2 separate regions of the Homo sapiens genome follow, and region 1 is linked to region 2. Evidence: read pairs that join two places in POLR2A ChIA-PET (ENCODE). Cell type or tissue: HepG2. All regions are shown on one strand. Region 1 overlaps ABAT (4-aminobutyrate aminotransferase). Region 2 has its middle 5.3 kb from the start of TMEM186.

Evidence for each region. ChIA-PET counts read pairs that join two places held together with the same protein. Peaks named below come from ENCODE experiments on the same cell type or tissue, not always from the same donor. Only the 100,000 strongest peaks of a DNase experiment are listed, where the experiment ranks them.
Region 1: POLR2A ChIA-PET joins it to region 2 with 5 read pairs; 7 of 35 experiments call an interaction of 5 or more read pairs at or near these places.

The regions. Positions count from the first base shown.
Region 1 is chr16:8,680,224-8,682,723 of GRCh38, forward strand. All of the region lies in intron 1 of ABAT (4-aminobutyrate aminotransferase), which reads left to right. Among named protein-coding and RNA genes, the nearest start is that of ABAT, 6.9 kb to the left of the region's middle. In HepG2, no CTCF peak of the experiment used is centred here; a DNase peak (open chromatin) is centred at 1,138.
Region 2 is chr16:8,791,137-8,793,636 of GRCh38, forward strand. No RefSeq gene overlaps it. Among named protein-coding and RNA genes, the nearest start is that of TMEM186, 5.3 kb to the right of the region's middle. RefSeq lists a silencer at 844-1,023. In HepG2, a CTCF peak has its summit at 941 (motif pointing left); a DNase peak (open chromatin) is centred at 955.

The sequences.
Region 1 (2,500 bases), 110 kb before region 2:
GCTGGATTTCTTCCCAATCCATAATTGCCTGGAAGCAGCCATCACATCCATCACATTTATTCTTGTGTCTTAAATGCATAGCACACTTCCCTATGCACACAGTAGATATTCAAGGAGCATTGACTGAATGCAGAAAAGTATTTTTTAAATTGGGGTAAAATACACATAACATGAAATTGACCATTTTCATCATTTTATTTTTATGTATTTTTTTGGGGGGCAGGGGGAATCTTGCTCTGTCACCCAGGCTGGAGTGCAGTGGTGTGATCTCGGCTTACTGCAACCTCTGCCTCCTGGGTTCAGGCAATTCTGACTCAGCCTCCCAAGTAGCTGGGATTACATGTGTGGGCCACAACCACGCCCGGCTAATTTTTTTGTATTTTTAGTAGAGACGGGGTTTCACCATGTTGGCCAGGCTGGTCTTGAACTACTGACCTCAAGTGATCCGCCTGCCTCGGCTTCCCAAAGTGCTGGGATTACTGGCATGAGCCACTGCGCCCGACCTCCATTTTTTGATTATTATCATTGGGGTCACTGTGGCAGGTGTGAAGCAATACCACATTGTGGTTTTGATTTGCATTTCCCTAATGACTGATGGCATTGAGCATCTTATGTGTTTGTTGCTTATTTGTATATTATCTTCAGAGAAATGTCTACTCAAGTTCTTTGCCCATTTTTGAATTGAGTTGTCTTTTTGTCTTTTTGTTCTTGAGCTGTAAGAGTTCTTCTTTTCTCTTTTTCTTTTTCTTTTTATTTATCTATTTTTTTTTTTGAGACAGAGTCTCACCCTGTCTGTCACCCAAGCTGGAGTGCAGTGGCATGATCATAGCTTACTGCAGCCTTGACTTCCCAAGCTCAAACAATCCTTCTGCCTCAGTCTTCCAAGTAACTGGCACAACAGGTGCCACCACACCTGGCTAATTTTTTAAAAAGCATTTTTTTGTTGTTGTTGAGATGGAGTCTCCCTATGTAGCCCAGGCTGGTTTTGAACTCCTAGGATCAAGCGATTCTCCCACCTCGGCCTCCCAAAGTGCTGGGATTACAAGTGTGAACTGCCTCGCCTGGCCCAGAGTTCTTTATATAAATAAATGTTTCTTTGTGTCACTATTTCTTCATCCACTTAAATATTTGCTCAGCTCCTGTAGGTCACACACTATCTTGTGATCCTGGGAATACCACCAGTTCCTGCCTATCAGGAACTCACAGTCTACTGCAAAGTTTCTCAGCCTCTACACTTTTTTTTTTTTTTTTGAGAGGGAGTCTTGCTCTGTTGCCCAGGCTGGAGTGCAGTGGCATGATCATGTTTACCTGGAACCTATGAATAGGACCTAATTTGGAAATAGAGACTTTGCAGAAATAGTTAGGTTGAAATGAGGTCTTTCTGCATTAGAGTGGCCCCTAATCCAATGACTGCTATCTTTTTTTTTTTTTTTTTTGAGATGGAGTCTTGCTCTGTTGCCCAGGCTGGGGTGCAGTGGTGCAATCTCAGCTCACTGCAACTTCTGCCTCCCGGGTTCAAGCGATTCTCCTGCCTCAGCATCCTGAGTAGCTGGGATTACAGGCACCCGCCACCACACTCAGCTAATTTTTGTATTTTTAGTGGAGACAGGGTTTCACCATGTTGGCCAGGCTGGTCTTGAACTTGTGACCTCAGGTGATCCACCCGCCTCGGCCTCCCAAAGTGCTGGGATTACAGGCTGAGCCACCTCTCCTGGCCCACCTCTATACTACTGACGTGGAAGCGAGGCTGTCCTGTGCCGGATGTTTAGCAGCATTCTTGGCCTCCACCCACCAGACGCTGGCAACATACCTTCCTCCACGTTGTGACAGCCAGAAATGTCTCCAGGCATTATGAAGTGTCCCCTGGGGAACAAGATTGCCCCTGGTTGAGAATCACCGGTTAGAGGCTAAGACAGCCGTGTATATCTATAATTTCAATCAGATTGCTTGTGCCTAACAGGATACACACACACACACACACACACACACACACACACACACACAGAGGAGGCATTCAGGATGTATTTGTTGGATGTTGGATGGCTGGGGGTGTAGATGGATGCATGGATGGACAGACACAACCCCTTTGTTGGTTGGCTAGATTGATGGATACATGTGTGAATGAATGGATGAATAAATGAATCCAATTTACAAATTCCACTGTGGGAAAACAGAACGCTATTCTTCCAACCAGAGTAGCCTGCCCCTTTATCTCTGTCTAGCACAGTGTTTTTCAAACTTTAGCATCAGAATCCCCTCAAGAGCTTGTTAAAACACAGATTGATGCCCCTGCCCACCAGAATTATGATTTAGTAGAATCACCGGCGGCCAGAATGCTCCCAACTCTATTTCCATGTTCTCTAGGAATCCTGGACCAGCCCCCGACCCCTGCCAACCTTGTCCTTGTCCAGAGGTCCCGTAATCTTCACTGCCAGCATCTCCCATTTAGGTGCTAACATCTATTATCTTGGATATCAGCAACTTGCCAGCACTCTGTCCC
Region 2 (2,500 bases):
GAAGTGGATTAGGTCATGAGGGTGGATCCCTCATGAATGGGATTAGTGCCCTATAAAAAATTTCAGAGAGCTCCCTCACCTCTTTTGCCATGGGAGACCACAGCAGGAATAAGCCTGTCTACCAACCAGGAAACAGGCCCTCCTAGACAATGAACCCGCTGACGCATTAATCTTGGATTTCCCAGCCTCCAGAACTGTAAAAATTAATGTTGCTTGAGCCATCCAGCCTACGGTATTTTTGTTACAGCAGCCCAAGTGAACTAAGACAATCATGTTATAATTGTTGTTAAAGGGGGCAACTGCCAATATATCTACCACCCAAATCTAAAGACAACTCCCATTTTCTGAGAAGCTGCTTTGCCATCTATTGTATGGCTTTGGGTGATTCTCAAAACTTGTAGTACTGTGGAATAACCTGGGAAGCATAAACAAACAGATGCCCAGGTTCTACCAGATTCAACAAGGGTTGGGCACACTTAATGTTTTTTTTGTTTTTTGAGACAGGATCCCGCTCTGTCACCCAGGCTGCAGTGCAGTGGCGCAGTCTCAGCTCACTGCAACCTCTGCCCCTCAGGCTCAAGTGATCTTCTCACCTCAGCCTCCCCAGTAGCTGGGAGTACAGGCATGTACCCTACACCCAGCTAATTTTTCACATTTTTAGTAGAGATGGGGTTTCACCATGTTGCCCAGGCTGGTCTTGAACTTCTGGTCTCAAGCGATCTGCCCACCTTGGCCTCCCAAAGAGTTGGGATTACAGGTGTGAGCCACTGCACCAGTCCTTTTATTGCTTCTGTTGTTGACTTTGGTTTTTTGGGGGCAGCTCTCAGGTACTACCCTACTGGTGCATGACAGAAGCCCTAACACATTTCCTGTTATCTGGTGGACATCTGTGATTTTAGCTTAGGGATACAGCGTTAGAATAATGCATTTGCTCTGTGTGCCCTCTGCTGGTACTGCATGAGCAGACCACACATGGAATGCCTGCATGGGTGAGAATCTGGTCTCACCTCCCAGGGCAAGCCCCTTGCAGACTTAACAGAGTGGTGATTCTCCAAAGGCAGCGATGGTCAACCATGTTAGAATCACCCAGGGAACCGTGAAAATAAAAATGCCTGGTCATGGGCTTCGACAATGGGGTTTTTAAAACACTCTCCAGGAGATTCTACACATAAAGCCAGTGTTAAGAACCTATTCTTTGGGCAGAAAATTGGCCCAGGAACACAAAGTCCACAGAACCATGTGTCACTCTGGTGTCTTCTGTTCTAGTAATGTATTTCAGAAATTCCCAGCCTGCCTGAATCTCAGAATTGGCTTCAAGCTGGTCAAAAAAACAGATCCTGGAAATCCACCCCAGACATAATCAGAATATCCTGGGGTGAGGCTCACTCAGGTCATTACTTACAACCCAACAGAGAGAATTTTTGGTTTTAATGAGGTTAAGGTCAAATCATTATGACTTCTTAAGACATTTTTTAGCCACAGGCTTTATCTCTTCATGGGGAAGGGAGTCACAGTCACTGAAGGAACTGACAGGCAGGTGAAGGCAAGGTACAGAAGGAATGAACAGCCACGTGTAACTGCTATGCACATGTCTCTTCTATATAATTGAATCTTCACTACACTTCTTGAGCATAAATAGTAAAACCCTGTTATACCGAGAGGATACTGAAGGGGAGGCGGTTAGTTCTCTTTGCAGGCATCTAGGGAGAAAGCCTTCCAGGCAGAGGGAACTGTCAATGCAAAGGCCTTAAGGCTGGAATATTCTCGATTACTGGAGAACAGCAAGGCAGTCGTGACCTGGGGGAATGATCTCCACAGAGGTGCGGATGAGGGAGGGAAGGGGAGGGTGGATTAGGCCATCAGCCTTCACAGCAGTGACGTGATTCTGTTTTTAAGCATCACTTTGACAGCTGCAAAAACGGACTCAAGTAAAGCAAGGATGGAAGCACAGGACAGAAGCATCGAAGTGAAGGGCCAGGCGTGGTGGCTCATACCTGTAATCCCAGCACTTTGGGAGGCCGAGGCAGGTGGATCCCTCGAGTTCAGGAGTTCGAGACCAGTCTGGCCAACATGGCAAAACCACATCTCTACTAAAAGCAGAAAAATTAGCTGGGCATGGTGGTGGGTGCCTGTAATCCCAGCTACTCAGGAGGCTGAGGCAGGAGAATCGCTTGAACCTGAGAGGCGGAGTCTGCAGTGAGCCAAGATCACACCACTGCAACCCAGTCTGGGTGACAGAGTAAGACTCCATCTCAAATTTAAAAAAAAGGAAAAGTAACCACTGTTGACAAGAATGTAGAGAAACAGGAACCCTTGTCTGTTGCTGGTGAGAATGTAAAATGGTACAGCTGCTGTGGAAAAGTGGCAGGTCCTCAAAAATAAACAGAATTACCACAGGATCCAGTTAATCCACTTCTCAGTACGTACCCAAAACAACTGAAAGCAGGGACTCAAACAGATACTCGTATACCAGTGTTCACAGCAATAGCCAAATGTTCAT